Regions from separate parts of the Mus musculus genome. Here all the other regions are linked to region 2. A link is a loop called in an ENCODE intact Hi-C map of the cell type or tissue named here. Cell type or tissue: left cerebral cortex. All regions are shown on one strand. Links, peaks and the distances in the headings refer to the core of each region. The heading gives the core; the rest is flanking DNA. Region 1 has its middle 20 kb from the start of Gm32680. Region 2 overlaps Adgra1 (adhesion G protein-coupled receptor A1). Region 3 overlaps Cfap46 (cilia and flagella associated protein 46).

Region 1 (6,929 bases), core at 1,206-6,205, 170 kb after region 2:
TTCCCTGGAGACCTTCATCACTGATGCACGTGGGAACTCACTGCAGACACTTAGCTCCCACTAAGTTATTCATCTCAGCGTGTTCTCCAAGAGCAGGCAGTGTGCCACTGCGGCAGCGCGACTCTAGCACTTCCTCGCCGCCCACAGTCCCATTCAGCCAAGGGCCCCTTGCAAAGTCCCGGGCTGAGCTACTTCAGTCACCGGGGTCTGGAGGATAAAGCCATTCCTTGACTGCCCTTGCATTTAGAGCTCCCACGGACCAGCTGTCTTGTGCTCTGTGCTGTGTCCTTCAGTTTGTACAGCAGAACGGCTTGTTTTTCCAGAACACAGATGCTATACTTGGTTGTTTAAAGGTTGTTTATAGCATATCAGTGTCAGTCATTTGTCTCCTGCTGGTCACCTGGCTAACAGGATGGCTGCTGGGCTTCTCTGTTGTTACAGCAACTAAGCAAGCATGATGTGTCTGGCAAGGCAACGGCCCCCCAGCATGGCCCATGTCTTGGTGCCCAGAATGTGAATCTGTAGACCAAAAGGGTTTAAGACTACAGAGAAAAAACAGGTGGTGGACAGCTGTCCTCCTCTTGTGGGTTTCGCAGAGAACAGAGTCCAAAGAGGAGACAGACAGAGACTGCAGGGCTAGAGAGAGCTAGAATCACATCTAAGCTTTGAAGGTGAAGGTGGTCCTTGATACAGGAGGGCCATCACCCATACGTCTAAGAATGTGGAACACCAGAAGACCTGGGTGGGACAATGACCTCAGAACATTGGACAATTATGTTTAGGTTGTTAAAAGCCACCAAGTTTGGATGAATTTTGTTGTTGTTGTTTTTGCAGCCCCTGAAAATGAATACATGTGGCACACATTAATTAAAAAGCAATTAATTCTTATTTTCTGGGGAGATGCTTAGAGACTAGTTTAGTTTCCTGTACATCAGAAATCTGCCTGCCAAGTTGGCATCCTTGGAGGACTCCTGCCTAAATTAATGGCTGCTGACATACTGTTCATGAGTTTCCTGAGCTATGCTCAGTGGAGGATTTTTTGGAAGACAGAGCACTTGAACACTCGAGCCGCCACGCCTCTACCAGGTGTCCACAGCGCCCTGAGGCAGTGCCATCACCAGGTAGAGAGGTTCCGTCTGCCCTTTGAAAGCAGACCTCCATTGCTGCAGCACATGCTTACAAGCAGACTAGAAGACATCCTTCATTCACCTTGTGTATCATCCCAGAGTTGTTATCTAGATGCCTGTTTGCAGTGGGCATGCGCATGTGCATATAAATATGTGCATGCAGGTATGTGTGACGCTGCGTTATCTATGTATACATACAAGCATGCTTGTGCATGTGCTTGTACATTTGTGCGTATGTGTGCTATGCATGTGCACGTATCTGTATATACCTGCGTCCATGCCACATGTTTGCTCTGTGTGTCTATGTGTGTGTTTGTATGTGTGTGTATGTTTGTATGTATTTACTAGAATGTATATCCATTCCTTTGCTTGGTTATCCTGGTCACCTGGCCACTTTCTCTCCCAGCACAGGTGATTTTAGTGGCTAGAGGCCCTAGACATTCTCTAGAGCTTAGATGGCCTGGTCTCCATGGGACTCGGCTTCAGGGTTCTTCGGCTTTTCCACAGAGGGAATGCCTCCCTCGAGATGTTCACACAGCCTGGCTGCTCTGTGAACCTGGTAGTCCAGAAATTCTGTTCTCATCTGGGGACAGTTTAAAAACAGCTCATTGTGGTTCCAGGATGCACAAGTCTGCCTGCCGTCTGAGAACATGAGATAAGAGTCAGGAGGCCCAGTGTCTCCAAAGGTGCTGATGCAGAGACAATCTTCCCCCACCAGAAAGCTAGCAGCTGAGGCAGGTGGTCAGATGGCCTTGGCCTTGTTTCTGTGTGGAAGAAACCTGTGGTTGGAAGGGCCCCTGTGCTGGTTTGCTTTCTCATGGCCTCTGATCTCAAAACAGCTGGTCCTTAGGGGAAAACAACTTGCCGATCTTCAAGCTGGGGGACAGCTAGGGGTAGGAACCTGGGGTCTGGGAAAACCTGATGCTGTGGATGAGAAGAGATTGGGCTGCTCTGTAAGGACCTGAGACTAGGACAGTCTCTCTCTCTCTCTCTCTCTCTCTCTCTCTCTCTCTCTCTCTCTCTCTAAAAGCAGTAAAATATGAAACTATCTCACTAGGATTTGGCTGCAAGCCATGGCTCAGAAACCAAGCTACCAAGCTGGCCACGAAAGGAACCCAGTCAGCTCACAAATTGGGAGGAAGGGAAGGAGAAGGAAGGTAGACAGGGAGACTGTAGCTTCTGTGGCATGATCTTTGCTCTTCCTGGGCCCAGTCCTGCCCCCAATAGCCATCTGGAGCCCCAGCTAACCCCTGCCTACCTTTGAGAGTCGGGGGACTATAAGAAGGAGTGGCACCCTCTGGACTCCTCTTAGCCAGTGGGCTGCTACCCTGGAATGTCTCATTGTGAGTGAGATGCTTGTGAGCAAGCATTCATCACTCTTCCTCAGACTGCAGACCCTCACGTGGTTCTGCAAGTGCGCTAGGATCCTGCCTGGGGTACTTGCGCTCTTCCCAAGACAGATCAGGCTGCATTTGCTGGCTAGAGGGGGCAGAGGATAGGCTGCACTTCAGGGTATTCTGACAGCCTACTTCACTCCAGCTGCCCACCACACTGGGATGGGCTCCTGTGCTGATCTGCCTTTAGACCTGCTCATTTCTGCCCCAGTTTCCAGATCTTTACAGAAGAGCAGAGGTGCCTTTGCCATGGTCCTCTGCTTCCAATACTTGGCAGACATATACCTGTACTCAGCGTTCATCCCCACCCCCAGCATCTCCACCAGGCCAGGTTCTTCTTGTCTCCCAGACTCATTGGCATCCAGAGCATGCAAGCCTCCTTGTGTCTTGTCCAGCCTGAGTCTAAACCCTCCCTTTCTTCCCAGGGCCTTGTTTCTGCATGACAACCATAGCCAGGTGGCCAGGTGAAGATGTCCCTGGGCCCCTCTACCCAAGACCTTCTGAAGCCTCAAAACCTATGGGTGAAGAGCTGATGCTTGCCTGGCTTTAAATAGCTCTGCAGGGAGGTGAGGCAACTCAGCTCAGAGGACAGGAAGGTAATCACGCCTGACAAGTGTTATTTTTACCCAGATCTGTCCAGCTGCGGGGGGTGGGGGTGGGGGCTTATGTAACTAAAAGCAGGATATTTGCTAAGTCTAAGTAAACCTTCAAAAGTGGGAAGGGAGAAAGGGGGGAGGAGAAAGGAGGAAGAGAGGGAGGGGAGGACGAAGAAAAGGAAGAGAGAGGGAAGAAGGAGGAGAAAGATAGAAACAGAGGTGAAGGGAGGGTGGGTGTAGAGATGGAAAGAGAGAAGGAAGAAAGAGGAAGGGAGAAAATCGGCAGATGCCAGGTCAGCACAGAACAGCTGATACTTTCCTTTGCTGCCACCTGGTGGTCACCAGTGTCCTCTATAGGTACGGAGTCACCCACAGCACCCTGGAGTAAGCTGGGACAAGTGTAGCTAACTTAAGTGGGGCACAGGGAAGAGGCCTGCCAGCCTGTGCTGAGGACTGGGCCTTCAGCTCCCATCACAGCTAATGGTGATGTCTACCTGACCACAGAGCTTGGAGTGGATAGGGTGGAACTGATCGTCCACATCTGAGGATGGGGAAGCTGTCAGGAAGCAGTGAGCACCATGACACTTTCCTGTCCCAAGGAAGACACAGAGCATGCCGTCACCTACCAGGATCCTGAACTGAGGGTTCCAGACACTGTCTCGTAGGCTGGTGATAGAGATATCCAACATCTTGGGCTGGACCCAGGGACAGTGTATGCTTGAAGTCCACACAGCATGTAGAATGAATGGTTTAAGGCCCCTGCCCCTTGGGATTCTGGAAGGGCTGGTAAGTTACAATGTATGCTTCTATAACAGAGAGATATGGCCTCAAGGGGAAGGGGAAATGGCCCTCCCCTAGTCCCCATGAGTAAGCCTGTCTAAAATGGTTTGTTACCTCCATGAGCACAGCTCCAGCACAGCCCCATCCATACTAGTAGCCTCAGCCACCCGCCAGCAGGTTCAGATCTCTACAGTGAAAAAAGAGAGGCAGTATTTTGAAAGCGATGAAGAGGAGTAAACAGCATGATGCTCGTGCATATGGAGCCCCAGAAGGACATGAGAAAGACAGTAGACAAAAACCTAAGGGAATATGGCCAAGAGAAGTCCAACAAGCCTGAAGCAGAATAAACATAGAGAAGTCAGACCTAAACACACAGACCAGGAGCGAGTCGGTAGAGTGACCAGGGTTGGGGGTGGGGAGAAAAATGATCAGACAATGATGACACAGCCGGGCATGGTGGCGCATGCCTTTAATCCCAGCACTTGGGAGGCAGAAGCAGGCGGATTTCTGAGTTTGAGGCCAGCCTGGTCTACAAAGTGAGTTCCAGGACAGCCAGGACTACACAGAGAAACCCTGTCTTGGAAAAGAGAAAAAACAAAAAAACAAACAAACAAAAAATGATGACACAGCTTCCCACTGAGTTACAGGGAACGGACAGCAGAAAGAACACTTAATCACCCACAATTCTGTGTCTATTACGTATGTGACTTTTATTTGCAAAATAGATACATCTCCAGATAAGAAAGAAAAATTTAAAAACAGAAAGTCAACCAGAAGCATTCTATAGGCAACATGTACATAATTAAATGTGAAGGACTATATTCCTTTACTGTCTGATTATTTAAGAACAATGTGAGCAGTTTAACATAAAAAGGATTACATTGCCATTTATTAAACCTGCAGATTTAGACTATGGGACGGTGGCACAAAGGGACTGCAGTGGCTGAGGCTGCACTCTGTTAGGTGAAAGAGGATCTGTGTTTATGCTAAATAACTGAGAAAAGCCAAAGTTGTACTTTTTAACTCTGAGATCAGGGATTAAAATAACCATGCAAAGAGGCAGAGGGAAAGCATCCCCAGGAGAGTTAAAATTTGTCAACCGACTTTTAAAGAGGCAGCAGGAAGGGCCAGAAAAGCAAAAGAGGCGGAGAGGAAGGAGCAAGCACAGCATGGGTCACAGCAGTTTCAGAGGGTCCCCGGCTCCTCAGCTAAAAGGCTGGACTTGCCAGGCTGGAGGGCTCATGTGGCTCAGGGTCAGCTGCTTGTCTGGCATCCCCAGTGTTACCAAAATACTAAACAGACAGATAAAAGTCGAAAGGCATATGTTGGCTTATAGTATAGCAGGCTATATTTTAAAGATTTTTTTTTTACTGTTTTCATTGAAGTGGTGGGGGAGGGGGATCACACAGTGAGGAGGCATGCAGTGTGAGGATGTGTGCTCAGGGGCCACAGAGGGCATTAGACCCCCTCCAGTTGGAACTACAGGTGACTGTGAGTCTCCAACATGGGCACTGGGAACAAACTCAGGTCCTCCATAAGAGCACGCCTTGCTTTTTACAGCTAAGTCATCTTTTCAGCCATTGGGCTATATTTTAAATACAGTTGGGGGAATAAGAAAAAAACAAAAATGCCAAGAATGAGCAAAAAGTATGCTATAATAAATTAATATTAATTGCTCAATATCAGACAAAACAGACTGAAGACAGTATCACAGAGATAAAGGGTCAGTTTGTCAGTAAGACATATGAAGCATAAATGTGTATGCCCCCCAACAGAAACATTTAAATAATTCCAAATGGTTTTTAGTTATTAAATATAAAATGATAACTGAGAGTTAGAAAGCAACATGTGGATCTGCAATCATGATATGATATTCTAACAAGAGTTTTTGCTGATGTGTGGAGCATTAGCCGAAATGGGGGCAGGAAACCCCCATTCCTGCCACACTGGCCTTGTGGTTCCCACATAACACTCATGGTTACTTCAAATTGCACCATCTTAGGTGAGCAGTGAACATTTGCCCGAGCAGTTGGCATGGTCAGTCAAAACAAAATTTTAATACATTTCAAGAAATTGAAATTATATTAAATGTTCTCTAATCACAGTAGAATTAAATTAAAAACTGGTGCCAGGAAGAGATCTAGGAAAATCTTCTGTCTGCCAGATATTTGGCAATTAGGTGACACACTTCTCAATAGCCTGTGGATAAAATAAAATAAAAAATTTAAAGTTATAAATATTTTAAATTGATAATGAACATTCAAAATTATTTTATGTTTCATCTTACTTGGATAACTTTAAAGAATAAAAATTCAAAAAGCCATTATTTAAGGCAAGGCACTGCAGAGAAACCGGACCACTGTACAAATAGATAGATGGGTAGGTAAACTGATAGAGGACAGATACATAGATACATAGGTAATTGATGGATAGATATATAGATAGATAGACAGATGATTGATAGATGATAGATAGGTATATGGATGTATGGATAGGTGGTTGCTAGATGACTAAATGATGTATGATAGATATTAGGTAGACAGATGATAGATAGATAGATAGATAGATAGATAGATAGATAGATAGATAGATAGATAGGCAGGCGAGACAGATCAACAGGTAGATAGGTGGTATAGAGGATAGATGATAAAAGATAAATCGAGCAAATGGGAGATCAGCTCAAGACCAAGGGGCTGAGAAACACAAAGGCTGACGTCTGAGGAAATGGGTTTTCGGTCTCAAAAAATGCCATTACCTTTGTTACTGTTCAGGTGCTCTGTGGAGTGGGTGACGCCCACCTACACTAGTGACACTGAGTCTCCACTCTGGACACCCATTCAACTCCTGGTCTCTTCCAGACGCAACCTCACAGACACCCAAGGGATGCTGTTGTTGTAGCCATCTGTGCAGCCTGTGGCCCTAACTGTTGCATCAGTAACCAAGACTCTATAGCCACAGTTGTGATCTCCTAGGGGTACATTCTGAGTAGAATTAAGGAATTAACTGAAAACAAGAATAGCATTTGACAACAT
Region 2 (6,929 bases), core at 926-5,925:
CTCGTGGTATTCCGGCTGCTTCTGGCTGCCTCCACAGACTCATGCGCACCTTGCTGGTTCTGCTGGTTCGTGTCACTGCTACAGATTCCTGTTTGGTGTTGGCTATTGACCTGGACTGTTGGTATCCTGACAACAAAGAGGAAAATTGCCCCAAGGAACTGCTTCTAAGCAGGTCCCCATCATCCATTTCCAATTAACCTTTTTTCCCTACCTCTGGCCAGCGAATTAGAAGGGAGGTTAAAGGATTTAAGAACCCTAAATAAAGTAGGTTTTGAAAAAACCTAAGCCTACATTGAGGTGATGCAGGTGACGATGACTCAGAGACCCTGAGGATCAGCTTCCTGAGGCCGTGGCTGCACTCACTGTTTCCCACGATACAGAGGTCACACAGCACTTACCTATCCCATAGTACTTCAGTGCTTTCCTGAATATACTAGTGGAGAGCACTCACCATCCCAGGGTACCAGAAAGGTGAATTCATCCTGCCCTGTGCGGGCCACGTCTCCTTGCCCTGTCAGCATCTTCCTCACAACAATTCACTAGAATGCCTCTCTTTATGGGAGTCTTGGTACACGGGGATATGTTCCTGAGACAGGGCAGGAGTCCTCTCTAAACCAAGACACAGGCATGAGGACTCCTCTGGCTCTCCCTGGTGAGTCAGCTCTTTCCACCCTCCCTCTCCAGGCAGGTGGATCTGGTCCTGAGGACAGGCCAAGGACGTAGGCTGTCAGGGAAGGGCCTGCCTTCTGCATGCTTTGCTGTTGTGTCCTTGTTGTGGTATGCTTAGAAGTCTGTGTGTCAAAGGCTTGTTTCCCAAGGTAGTGCTGTTGTGGGGGTAGGGTGTGTGTGCTATGCACCTCTGGGAGGGGTCTTTGTGGGATGAGGAGCCTTTAAGTCATTGGACAGGCTTTTAAAAGGGACCATGGGTGTCTGGTCCTTCCTGGTGTGATCTATGCTGCTTGCTTTTCCCTGTGTTTCCTAACATGTCCTTTGTTACTTTCAGGTACCCCCACCATGGACCCAAAGCCATGGTCTCCTGGTCCTGGACTAGATCCTCCGAACTGCAGGTCAAACCAAGCCTCTTCTCTGAGTCGGTTGTCTTACAAGTCACTGTCTTGTTGAAACAGTTGCCATGGGAACTGATGCACAGGCCCAACTGGTGGCCCCCTGAAGGGGCCATGGCTGGTTATAGCTGTAGCTTGGGTTATGGAGACAGGAATGTGGGATCACAATTGTGTTGATATTGATGCAGGATCAAATCATGTAGTCTGGAATTAAAAGGAACTTAGCATCATTTCTCTAAGCACCCATATCAGTAGTAGGTGAGGAGTCAACCAGGGGCCCATCACCCCAGATGACCCCCTAAGACATCCAGTGCCTGTCTGGGCCTTGGTGAATGGAAAGAATGTGCTATGCAGCCATCGAAGGCCTGGATAGTAGTCCCGGAGTAGTGGGGATTGGCTATCTGGGTACTAGCTCTATTTAAACCTCCTGTCTGGGATCACAGACGCCACTCCAGAGAGGCAGGAGGTGAAAACGGGTTCTCTACCTGATTCTTGAAGTAGCCTGACTGACTCACTATAAAACACCCTTTACTAGTGGGGGCCCCAGGGACTTCCTTCTCTCCTGTATCTCCTGGACCTCAGGACCTTCCTGCTCTATCCTCCTGTTTAACCAAAGCACCTAGGTGACCACTCATTTGTCCCAGAGACCGGTTCACCCTCTTGGTTTCTCTATCTTCTATCCCAGGAGCCCCATTGGGCCCAGCCTCTGCCTAAGCCATGTGTCCACTGTTCCTCCTGTCTCTTTTGTCTCTAGCCTCTGTTGCAGATGCAGAGCTGGGCTCCATTGTGGTCAGAGGACTTCAAATACATTGTTTAACAGGTTTCACTCTTTTTTTTCCCCCCAGAGACAGGGTTTCTCTGTGCAGCTCTGGCTGTCCTGGAACTCACTGTGTAGACCAGGCTGGTCAACAACTCAGAAATCTCCTGCCTCTACCTCCCGAGTGCTGGGATTAAAGGCGTGCACCACCACTGCATGGTTCAGGCTTCACTCTTTGGTCCCAGTTGTAATAGTAACAGGTGATATTTTAGAGAATATTAAATCATAGAATGAAGGTGTTTCCCTGGCCACTGGCCTCAAACATAAATTTTAACAGCACCATGAAGGAGTAAGTGTGACAAAGGCTGCCCTGGGGGTTGTGGTCCTTGCAGAGGGATCTGCTGATCTCAGAGCCTACTGTGGGCTGAGGCCTGCAGTATCTACCTAGAAACACTGAGGGTCAGGGGACAGGTGGTAGGACTTGGCAGACTGCCTATAGCACAGTCACCATCAGGGACACCTCTGTCAGGAACTGCTAAAGAAATCCATAGGGCTACCTGCTCCTATAGAAGGATCCATCCTATAACAGGTCTTCTGCCAAGGCTACACCTTGACCCACAGCCCCAACAACCTCATTACACCCTCTAAGTTAAGTTGACTTTCCTTTGAAGATGGGGCCCAGAGTCTCCCTGGTCTTCCCATGTTTCAGTCTTGCCTGCCTGTTTCAGGTAGATGGGATGTAGATTCTGTCTCAGCATCTTTCTGGTAGCTCCAGGGGCCTCTCGGGTACTCAAAGCGCCTGAAGAGGTGACTCATTCATAGATCTGAGAGGTGTCCTTGATCTGCCTAGGCTGCACCGGCACCTCAGCAGGCAGACGTGAGATTGTCTGGCTGTGGAGTGGCCCCGTGGGAGATACAGCAGACGCTGCTAGTCTCCAGACAGTCAGAGCCTCCATAGTTAGAACCACTGCTGAGGTGATTAAAGTTGTCATAACATCTCTGTGTGCTGAGGATATAACCTCATGAAATACTTTCCAGTGCAGGGATGCTGTGTGTGTGTGTGTGTGTGTGTGTGTGTGTGTGTGTGTGTGTGTGTGTGTGTATGTGTGTGTCCGGGTATGTAGTGTTACCTTTGTGAAGAGCTCTCTCTCTCTCTCTCTCTCTCTCTCTCTCTCTTCTCTCTCTCTCTCTCTCTCTCTTTCTCTCTCTCTCTCTCTCTCTCTCTCTCTCTCTCTCTCTCACACACACACACACACACACACACACATTCCATACAGATGGACATGCAATGTGACTCTGACAACACCCACTCACAACTAACGCTCTACAGGCACACATGTGCATTCACACTCACGTGAATACTCACTGTACAGCCACCTACACACTGGCCATGTGGATTATCATGAAGGAAGAAGGGAGGGACCTGGTAAAGCAAGGCCTGGAAAGCTGGCACAGACAACTTTCAGCCTAAGGGAGGTTGGTTCTGAGTCGAGGGCTCTGAGAAGCAGGGATGCTGCACATTATGACATTTCCCCACAGGACGTCACGGGATTCTGCTGCAGCACTTATCCAAGTGGACTCATGAATCTAAATCAATGTTGAAACACAGCCAGGTTCAATATTTAATGCCGAATTTCTTTGGTTGAATGAAGAGGTGTCTCTGTTCTCCCAGAGGCACCGTGGTAGAAAAGATGAGGGATTAGGCCCAGGGGAGCAGCCTGGATGGGGGCCAAGCCTCTCCCATACTGGTCTTCCTTGTCAAGACTGAGAAACACACACATGAATGCTACTGACCAGCCCGACCAAGGACAAACAATGTAAAACACTGTATTTTCCTCTGGATGGTCTGTATCTACAGTACGTACACAGCATGGTGGGTTCTGCACACATCAGCTACACAAGCAGGTAAAAAAGTCCGTTAGTGAAAGGAGCTGAAACAGCCTGGTGGTCCTTGGCTACCCACCTGAGGGATGGGTACAGAATGCTGCTTTAAGGGATATCACAGAGGAGCTTATGAATATCAGCTCTGCCTGCTAGCCTCCTTACTCAGATACTGAGTGTGTCTGCCTCTAGATGGCACTGCCCACCACAGGCTGCAGAATGCTGCCGCCTCGCCTCCAATGCTCTAGGAACTTACCTATGCCCTGTTCTCTGAGGCGGTTATCGGGAAGGCTATGCTCTGTGAAGCAAGTCACAGACTCACCCACATCTGCAGAGAAACCCAGCACTCAGGGCTGTGATACACACTAATTGTTTGTGGGTGCGTGTGAACACCAATGCGTCTGTGTGTGGACAGTGTGGTATGTGTGCATGTGTGGTAGTGTGCAGGCATGTGCACGTGCATACATGTGGTGGGCAAGCGTGTGGATGCACGTGTATGTGGTGTGCATAGTGTAACTGTAAATATGTATAAGCATGTGTGTACACACAAGTGTATGTACACACAAAGGTGTGTTCATATATGTATGCCAGTGTGTGTGTGTGTGTGTGTGTGTGTGTGTGTGTGTGTATACATATGTAGGCATATGCACTACAAACTGGGAAGAGAAAGCTGGAGAGGAAGGGTGGACAGTCACAGGTTGGCATCTCTGGGCTCTCACCTCTGTGAGGATCTCCCCTGGGACAAGACACTTGCTTGTACAAAAGGCTCATTGTTGAAATATACTCTTTGAGGTGGGGCTTTGTACCCAAAATGATCATGAAAATGGCAAAAAGGAAAAGAAACCGTCATCCATGATAAGAAACCTTCATCCGTGATGACCGTCACACCCCACTCAGCCCCTCCTTGTGGGACGGAGAATCTGACTACTACATGCTCACAATGGGACAGAATCCAGTCTGATAGAGGCCAACTTTCAACAGCACAGGCCCAGAGAGACTGTAGCCAGCTCCCTGAAGGCCACAGCCATGAGTTGTTTCCCCTCCCCATGGCTCCATACCAGGCCCATCCTTAGCACTTGAAATGACCTCAGGCTACCAGGCCAGGGCCATTTCCCATTACAGGTGCAGGTGGTGAGTAGGCCGAGGTGCCAGATGGCTCCCCCAGTGGAGATGCAGGTGTGAGGTAACGCAAGGACAGCAGGGGACAGGAAACTGCCCAGTGTGAGCGAGCTCTGGAGGGCCACTGCGGTGGTCCCTAGAGCAAAACCTAACATATATATACCAAAGGCAAGAACACCAGCTGGAGTCTTGGGGGGGGGGTGTCCTCCCAGCTTCCCTCCCAGCAGCGAGGGAAGGTGCTATAAACAGAAAGCAGGTGACTAGCTTATGGAGGTAAGCTTGGGGACTAGTGGCGGTTGTATGTGGCCCAGTGTTCTTCCCATGGGTTCTTATACAACAAAAGAGATCATGGCTGAGGGCTGGGAACCATTTCAGAACCACTTGGTCATTTGATGGCCCTTCCAGTCCACATAGCAAAGGGCCACTCCCTGCTCTGAAGCTCCTCCAGGGACACGTGGTGGCACTGGCGAAGAAGTTGTGTTCCCAACCTGGCTACACTGTAGTTTCATTTTTCCAGGGTCCTGTTCGGATGTTCCCTGTCCCATCAGTGCCAAATGGCAGGCCTTCTCGAACATCACCCTGGAGCAGCCCATTCTGGCTGGGGCCCCCAAAAGGCAGGGACTGTGTCCTTCGTAGCATCTCCAAGTGGGCAGGGCCTGGGGATAGGTGTGGGGGGCAGCCATAGAGCCCAGGGCTTGTGTCTCCACCCTCAGGCTGGCTGACCATGGGGAAGGGGTCAGCCTGGGCACAGCAGGCCAATGTGTGCATCCCCATTGGGCCCTCCAGAGAGCTGGTGGGGCTCTCCGAACGTGAACTGTGGGGACTGCCATCCAGGCTGGAGGGGATGTGGTAAGCATACTCCCTCTCAGCCGCAGCTGCCTGGTGCCGGCTGAAGTAGTGGGACTTAGTTCTGCCCTTGAGGCACCTGTGCAGGTGAGGGTCATGCAGGTGGGGATCGTGTGGGTAGACGTCCTCCTCAGCCATGTGGATGTGGGCCGCCTCCTCCTCCATTAACTGCTCACAGTGCATCTTGGCACAGCACGGGGTGGCAGGTGACAGACAGCTGACATGGCCCTGGGCAGCCTGCAGGTTGGTCATCTTGCAGTGGCTGGCTGGTGGATGGCCAAAACCTCTGAGTTTCCCAGGGCATGGTGAGTCCTGCAGGCAGGCCGTATGCCCCAGCGCATCCCCGTTGGCATCGAGTGTAGGATGGGCGCCGGGCTTGGTGGTGGAGGTGTCTCCCCGGGAAGGGCAGCAGGACCACCAGCACTGCCACACGTCCTCCCGCTTGGCGCAGTGATGGATAAGTACAAAGAGTCCCAGTGTCACGCAGAAGGCGCCGTACAGACAGCTGAAGATCATGTCCAGGAAGTGGCCCTGAGACACAGCCAGGGCCCCAAAGGTCCATGTAGCTGTGAACAGGAACAGTGTGAAGGCAGCGGCACGAAGCTGAGCCTTGAAGGAATGCTCGTTCTGCAGCTGCGAGGCAGCCAGGGCATCACAGGTGGGTGGGGTCCCGGGACGGACTCCGTGGCGATGGCCGCTCTCTGGCACAGCCAGTCGCTGCTGCTCCTCCGTGCGCTCTCTGAGCTCATACCTGCGCTCCGGGTGACGCCGCAGCTGCACGTAGGTGCAGAGGAAGTACACGCAGGTGACCAGGGCAATGAAGGCAGCCGGCCCATAGAACGCACCCAGGCTGGGTTCCCAGGCCATCCAGCAGCTGCAGGGAGAAGCAGGTAAGTGTGGGGGTGTGGCTAATGTGCTCGCCCCCCGGGCCATCAGGACAGAATGGGGTTTCTTTCCTACAAGGGAATATTTTAATTTTTTGATAAGACTGGTTGGTCAGCCATGAGGTCTGGGTTGATAGGGACAGAACTGCAGTCTGGAGATGTGTCTGGAGCCAGCTGTTGGTTAGCCTGGTGTGCTGACCCTTAGGAGGTGGGTCAGGGTAGGACAGAGGCAGGCTGGGGTGGGTGGGGCAAGGAGGTACACTGGTGGAGGCAGGATATTGTCCCAGGTAAGCAGGGGAGGGGGTGGAAGCAGGTTCCGATGAGGAGGGTATGGGGCGCACTGTGGCATGTGTGAGGGTTGCAGGAGGCATGCATGTG
Region 3 (6,929 bases), core at 659-5,658, 230 kb after region 2:
AGATGAGGAAGCTGAGGCTTGGGATCCTGCCCGAGGCAGTCAGAACTCAAACCCACATCCACATTGGCACTGCGGTTCCCACTGTATCCCTGCAGCTGCCTTCTCTCAAAGCACACATGTCTGGCCTCTGTATGGCACCATCCTTTATACTAGTGTGAAGAGGATGCTTCTCTCAGTGGCCTGACTGTGGTCCCCTTCATCCCAAGACCTCAGCACAGACAGAGGCATATGAGAGGTCAGGCTTACCTATTCCTTGTCCTTGGTCTAGAGGTGGCCTTGTGCTGGGAGAGTGGTGAGAATGAGGCAGCTGAGATCAGTAGCAAACTTTACATTGCAGCTTGACTTCACAGATGGGTGTGGTCTATCTAGAACTGCATAGCAATCCCTATCAGCATGCATGCTAAGCCATGTGCAAATAACACGGGATTGATGGCGCTCACTGGGCTGGCAGCGTGGTCATTGTTGAGGGCCACAGACCACTAGGCAGTCATGTCACTAATGCAATGTCCTCCCCTGCTTCACACGCTGGTAAGGTGGTGAAGATGGCCTCCGAGTGCAACTGGTCTGACCATCTGGTGGAGCTGCAGACCCTGACACGCCTCACCCATTTCGCCTACATGGCTCACGACCATGAGGTCACCATGGCGTGTTCTCAGAATGCCACACAGATGGGCCTCAAGCACCTGAGGTCGTTTGAACCGTAAGTGACTTCCACGATGATGTCCTAGAGGCACACAGTAACATCCCCAGAGAAGCAGAGCAAGGAGTGTGTCTCCTGCCAGAGGAGGGGCCAGAGGCTCAGCCCTGCTGACCAAGGGGTGTCTGGCAGGAACCTGGCGGTTCTTCACCTGCTTCTGGCTGTGTGCTCTAGAACAACACAGTGAACAGGGCACATGAAGCTCTGTATCACTGAGGACTCAGAGCTACACAGGCCTCAGCTGGGAGGTCTGTACAACAGCTGTCTGTGTATGACCGCTAGCTAAGAGTGGGTGGTTCTCTTAGTTGTGATAAAATACCACAGCAGAGAGGCCCAAGAAATGGGGATTTCTTGTTCATGGTGTAGAAGCTGGTGTTGAAGTTCAGTTGGTGTCTAGTGAATGTCTCTGCCTACTTCAAAGATCGCCACTTCACATGACAGAAGAGGCAAAGGGCTCCTTTGTATTCCTTTATGGGGCAGAGTTCCGTCCTGAGGCTCCAACTCTGCACTGCACTGGCTCATTTCCCAACATCCCTTCTGCTAATAACCATCACCCAGGGAGTTGGATTTCAGCGTATGGTGTTAGGGGACGTATGTGGTTCTCAGTTCAACCATGTTCCAACCCTGGTGCAGACGGCTTCAGCAAAGGGATTTCTAAGTTACAAGATGCATTACGCTGTAGTATAATGTCACCAGAGGATATAGGAAGGCCATCCCCTCTCTTGTTGGACAGGAGACAGCATCTCTGTCGGGCCTCCCATGGCAACTGCTGGCAATTCCGAGTCACTGGTGGTTTGAGTTGCCTTTCTCATCGCTCTGGACTGATTAGAAGCGACTCGAAACTGAAAGGTTCATTTTGGCTCATGGTTTCAGGCTGCAGTGCACTGCAGAGGGAAGGCCTGGGGGCAGGCTGTGAGAAGGCAGCTAAAGTGTGCAGCTGGGATGGCTCGCTACACAGTCTGCTCTTCAGAACAGGAAGCAGGGAGCGGGAAGTATGGCCAGGCTGCAAAACCTCACAGCCTGTCCTCAATGGCTGGATCCCATGAGCAAGGTGACACCTCTTAAAGGCCCTACAACCTCCCAAAACAGTGCCACCTGCTCCTAACCAGTGTTCAAACACATGAGCCTGGATGGGGGAGGGGAACATTAACTAGTCAGCCTTCACCACCAGTGAAGCACCAGAACGTGTCCATCTTCCCTCGTAGTTTCAGCAATGTCCTTTTCCTTTTTTCCTGAACATGGGGCTATTGTAAAAAGCAGTGTTGGGACAATTGGCCACACAGTCAAGGCTGCCTTCCTTGGGCTCTTCTTTTTGGCTTCTTTCCTGAGTCCAGTTACCCTGAAAGACAGAGTCATGACCCAGGGCTATAAAGGTGCTTCCTCTGCCCAGTGGCCAGATTTAGTCCCCAAATCCACCGAGTTCTTCCCCTTGCCCATGCCCCCAGTCTTGAGCTATGTCTACCAGCCTTGCTTTCTGAGCCCTTTTGATGCGCTCCTGGGGTGGTGGTAATGCCAGCCTGTGTTGGCAGGATTTAAGGGGCATGTGGCATCTGCCTCCTGATTGGTCAGACTCCTAGGAGGACAAGGCCAAGCCTGTGTCCTGTGCACAGCGGCAGCTCCGAGGCTATGTTCAGACCACTGCTGAGAGTCAGCAGAAGCCCATGGCCTGCAGTGTGGACGTGACATTTGTGCTGAAGAGCACCTGATCATGTGGCCCAGGGGCCTTTAGAACTGGTTAGTAGGAGGAATGTGGAAGAGTTTGTAAATTAGGACTGAAAAGTCCTAGAAAAACTTAATGGACCATTCTGGCAGGGTGCGGGAGACTAGAATGCTGAGAAGAGTCAGCTAGGAGACTAGGCTACACTCCTCTTATATTCCAGCAGGGAATCTGGCTCAAACGTGAACCAAAAGCCCCACCTTCTTTCAATTGTTCTTATGGGGAATTTGGCCGCAGGCATGAGAAGAGAAATGATTACAACAACTTTTGGTGTCCTGGCCTTAGAGGGCACAACCTTTACCACTGAGCCATCTACCCACACAAATTTCGCTCTTCCTTTGATTTTATAGTGAGTTGGAAGAGGGAGGCCAGAGTAGCTGAAGTCTACTTACCATAGCTCTGCAGGGAAGATGGACAAGGGGGGGTGCATGTGGTGACTGCAGACATAGACGTCACACCCAATAGGGTCATACCAGAGCTGGGGAAATGGCCATGTTCAACCCTGTGCAAGATCCACTTCTATCACTCAAAATATCCTTAGGACAAAAAGAATTGAGCACCCCCGCAGAAAGGGTTGTTGTACGCTGTTTGTGCTACTGCAAACAGCCACCACCTGCTTGGGCACAGGAGGGGAGCCGGGCGTAGCACCAGGCCAGGCTAGCACACTCTTCCATCAGTGATACTAAATCAAATCTAATTTTTAAAGGTAATCCCTGTAAAAATAAAGCAAAGATGCCCATGCATACAAACAGCAACAAGAAACCTGGAGGGGGCAGTGCTGAGTTCCTCGACAAGGCTTCTGAAAGTCTTTTATAGACCGTTGTTGCCCCCTGCTGGTGACTGTTGTTGTTGCACCCTGCTGGCTGCAGCGCACCTCTTTTTTTTTTTTTTTTTTTTTTTTTTAAGTTGTATGGCCCTGTATGGAAAGATCAAAATTTCCGATTGTTACTCCCCAGGCTAGGCTCTCAGCCTTCTTTACACCAACCTATCACCTAAAAAAGGGATTCTAATTACCCCATAACCTCAGTTTATCTTCAGACCACCAATTCCCACTATGCAGCAGGTCCTTACAGTCTAAGATCAGATGCCCTTCCTCTACTGGCATATACTGGCATATGGGGATGGTTGCTCCAGCAAGCAGGTGCCTGTCTTCCAGAGCCCCTGGACCCAAAAGAAGTGTCCTCAGAACAAGTTTATTACTCACAGAATAAAATCCGTGAGGCTGAGCTAAACAGCGGGAACATGCCCTCCTCCCGCCCCACTCTCACCCCACCCTCACCCCCATGCTGCATGTACCCAGACCACAGCTCCCCTGGATTTGAGAAACAAGAGACTGTGTGAGGAGCTGCGGTGCTGCTCTGGGATGGTCCTGCAGGCCTGTGTGCACCTCTCAGTACAGAGTACAGACCACCTGGGACAAGACGTTGTTTTGAGCCCAGGAAACAGCCTGGCTGAGCCTAACGGATGGTTCTGCTGGCCCACTGATGCATGGAAACCCACCAGAAACTAGCAGCTAAAAGCCAGTTAAGTAGTCTGTCTCATGGTTCCGTGGGTTCGCTGGAGTCTGCCAGTTAGTTCTGATTTGGGGGTCTCTCATCAGGGTAATTGAGAATCCATCAGCCAGGCACCCACAGAGCTGATTCCCACATCCCCAGAAGGTCTCTGTGCATGGCTCTCTCCAGAAGCCGCAATGAGACTCGCTATGTAGTATCTCTGGGAATGGAAGACCATCTCCTCAATGAGTGTCCCAAACACCCAGGCCAGACGTAGGCATCTCAGTTCACTGGTAAGGATGGCCTCAGAAGGCCAGAAGGAGAACCACTCGCCCTAAAGCACAGAATAAGGTAGAAGTGCGCCTCCGTCTTTGGATGCCTTTGCAGGGCAGTGGGTGGAAGGATAGCGTTTGCAGTGAGTGGAGAGCATCACTTCCCACCTCTCCCCTCACTTGCTCTGTGTCCTCCCCAGGAGCAACGCCAAGCTCGCAGCAGAAATGCTGTGTATGGTGTCCTGCATCCAGGGCCGTAGCATCATGGAAAACTTGAAAGGCAGGAAGCAGCTACGGCTAGCAGCAGCCAAGGCCTTTGTAGAAAGTGCCAGGTATGCAACGGGGAGGGGGGAGGATAGGCTGGCTTGGCTAAGTATAGGGGGAAGCCAAGCCTGTGTAGTGCCACCATGGTGCTACGGGACATTACCGAATCCCGAGGAAGGAATCATGTAGTACAAGCAGGCCTCTGCCGACATCCTGTCATGCAGCTGAGCTCACAGACACCGGGGCATCCATGGGAGAAACTCGATAGAGCTGTGAGCTAAGGGGGTGCAAAGGATGTCCGGAGGGTCCCTAAGCATCCAGGGGCTTAAGGAGCGGGGACAGGTGGGCACAGCAAGGGCCAGGTTAGGAGAGCCCATCGTTGCCCTGGGATGTGATCGGCACCTGAGGAGCTAGGGAGGTGGCACACAAGGCTTGCACTACCATGGTGCCTGCCGTACAGTCCCAGAGCTGGACCACCTTGATTCCACTCCTCCCCTACAAGGCCTTCGTAGAAAGAGCTTTCTAGTCCTGGGCAAGGTGTGGGTGTGGCCAAGCAGTCTGCCCAGCCTATTGGGATTTTTAGACCAGGCATGTCATTTCAGGTTTGGGGGCCTGGCAAACAGCAATTCCCTGGTGATGATGGCCGCCCGGCACTACTGGAACACATGGCTCCCACTTCTGTCCTCACCGGCCAACAGGAAGAAGGCCAAGGCATCCCTCCAGAGAATCATCAGCATCATCAACAAGACAGAGAACAAGAAGCAGGTGCCACAGGGACACATGCTAGGTTGCTAGGAGACCTTTACCCTCAGGCCTGGCCAGACTCACAGGAAAAGACAACCCCACAGCATAGCTCCCACAGGATATGGCTGCCTTGGGGCATGGCTTGATTGGGAACACAACTCTCACTGAACACAGCCCCTGTTGGGGGCGGTGGGGGTGGGTGTGGGGGTTGGTGTGCGTTTTGTGTATGGTCTATACCTGATATGGTTTAGAAGTGTGGCGTGGTGTGGTGTGTTGGTTACAATTTGTTATGTGTGGTGCAATATATGTGTGATATGATATGTGTATGGTTGTGTATCATGCTGTGGTGTGCATGGAATATTGTATGTAGTATGATGTTGTATGCACAAGCTGGTGTGTTGTATATGGTATGAGAGTGTGTGGTACAGTGTGGTGTAATATGACATTGCTTTTGTATGGCACAAGAGGTCTTGGCATGTATAGGATGTGCATGGTATGGTCTATGTGTAGTATGATGTGATATGATATGGTACATGATACATGATGTGGTATGTATGATCTTGTACTCATGTGGCATATATGGTATGTTCTGAAATTTTGTGGCAATTCCTTTTTTTTCTTTTCTCTTTGGTTATTTGTTTTCTTTTGGTTTTTGACTGACACTAATGAGGACCAAGATGGAGGAACACATCAGCCTCCTCCAACAGGTGCTGTCTATTTGTTTGTTTCACTTAAGGAGACAGATAAAACCCTGCCTCTGCACCAGTGGCCGTCAGCTGACTTCCAGACTGGAGGGACAGGCCCTGAAATCCCGTTCCTCCCAGGTTGGTAGCCTCGGGGCAATGGGAAACAGGAGCTCTTGGGAGCTTGAGCATCCCATGGTTCATATCCTGTGTCCTCACACGAGGCACCTTAATTGGGACCATGCCAATGAGCATGTCTACTTCTCACTTGATGTTTTCTCTTAAGCTCCTATGAAAACCTATTCTGTACAGAGAATGCCCAGCCCAGGTTCTCCATCCTACCAAAGTGGAGAGCCTTCACCTAAGACCCCAGCTATGCTGATAGATGTGTCTTGTCTTCCCCTTAATCATGTTTCTACCATTGAAAAAAACGTGGAGGTGTACTCATCGGCAAAACAGGGACAGGAAGACACCACCCTGACCTCAGAACAACAGAGATTTCAATTTTTTTCAAAAAGAATACATTTTCTTCTCATGATAAGATTCCCTGGCAATCAAGAGCCCCGTGTGTATTTGACACTGCAGAATAGATTAGCGGACCCTGCCTTGAGCATGCTAGTCTATTCATAGGCAAAACAGATTCAAAATTAAGAACAAATGCATGGCCATATGTAAGTAAAAAGTATACCGAACCCCCAGCATTTCGAATATTGACAGACTTTGAAAGAAAAGCAATACAGATAACAGTCAGAGGCAGACCTCGCTCACACTCACCCAGTTGAGTCAGCTTGGTGCATAAGGAGCCAGACAGAAGCTGGAAGTCAAACTGCACTCACCCCTGGAAACCATTATTGGATAGGGTCACGAAGTCCATGGCTTCAAAAATTCCCACTCTTCGTGCTGGAGGGGTAACTCAGCTGTCAAGAACACTTGATGTCTTCCAGAGAAGCCAAATTCAATTTCCAGCACCCACACAGTTGTCGACAACCATCTGTAACTCCATTTCCAGGGGTATCAGATACCCTCTTCTGGCCTCCATAGACATGGTCACACATGTTG

Evidence for each region. A loop is a pair of places that touch in the nucleus more often than their neighbours do. Peaks named below come from ENCODE experiments on the same cell type or tissue, not always from the same donor. Only the 100,000 strongest peaks of a DNase experiment are listed, where the experiment ranks them.
Region 1: it touches region 2 in a loop (3-fold over the local background); 30 of 42 quality-filtered maps call a loop at or near these places.
Region 3: a loop joins it to region 2, with 3 times the contacts of the local background. A loop is called at or near these places in 22 of 42 quality-filtered maps.

The regions. Positions count from the first base shown.
Region 1 is chr7:139,700,167-139,707,095 of GRCm38, reverse strand. No RefSeq gene overlaps it. Among named protein-coding and RNA genes, the nearest start is that of Gm32680, 20 kb to the right of the region's middle. In left cerebral cortex, for the core only: a CTCF peak has its summit at 3,454 (motif pointing left); DNase peaks (open chromatin) are centred at 2,213, 2,869 and 3,445; H3K27ac peaks cover 987 bases.
Region 2 is chr7:139,874,579-139,881,507 of GRCm38, reverse strand. Adgra1 (adhesion G protein-coupled receptor A1) reads right to left here. Exons shown (of 8, transcript NM_177469.3): 8 at 3,420-6,541. The coding sequence ends at 5,314. Among named protein-coding and RNA genes, the nearest start is that of Kndc1, 17 kb to the left of the region's middle. In left cerebral cortex, for the core only: a CTCF peak has its summit at 3,894 (motif pointing right); DNase peaks (open chromatin) are centred at 2,698, 3,204, 3,525 and 3,897; H3K27ac peaks cover 535 bases.
Region 3 is chr7:139,644,558-139,651,486 of GRCm38, reverse strand. It overlaps Cfap46 (cilia and flagella associated protein 46), which reads left to right. Exons shown (of 59, transcript NM_001302546.1): 22 at 534-700; 23 at 4,380-4,511; 24 at 5,046-5,208; 25 at 5,924-6,011. Among named protein-coding and RNA genes, the nearest start is that of Cfap46, 36 kb to the left of the region's middle. In left cerebral cortex, for the core only: a CTCF peak has its summit at 3,208 (motif pointing left); DNase peaks (open chromatin) are centred at 2,301, 3,214 and 4,283.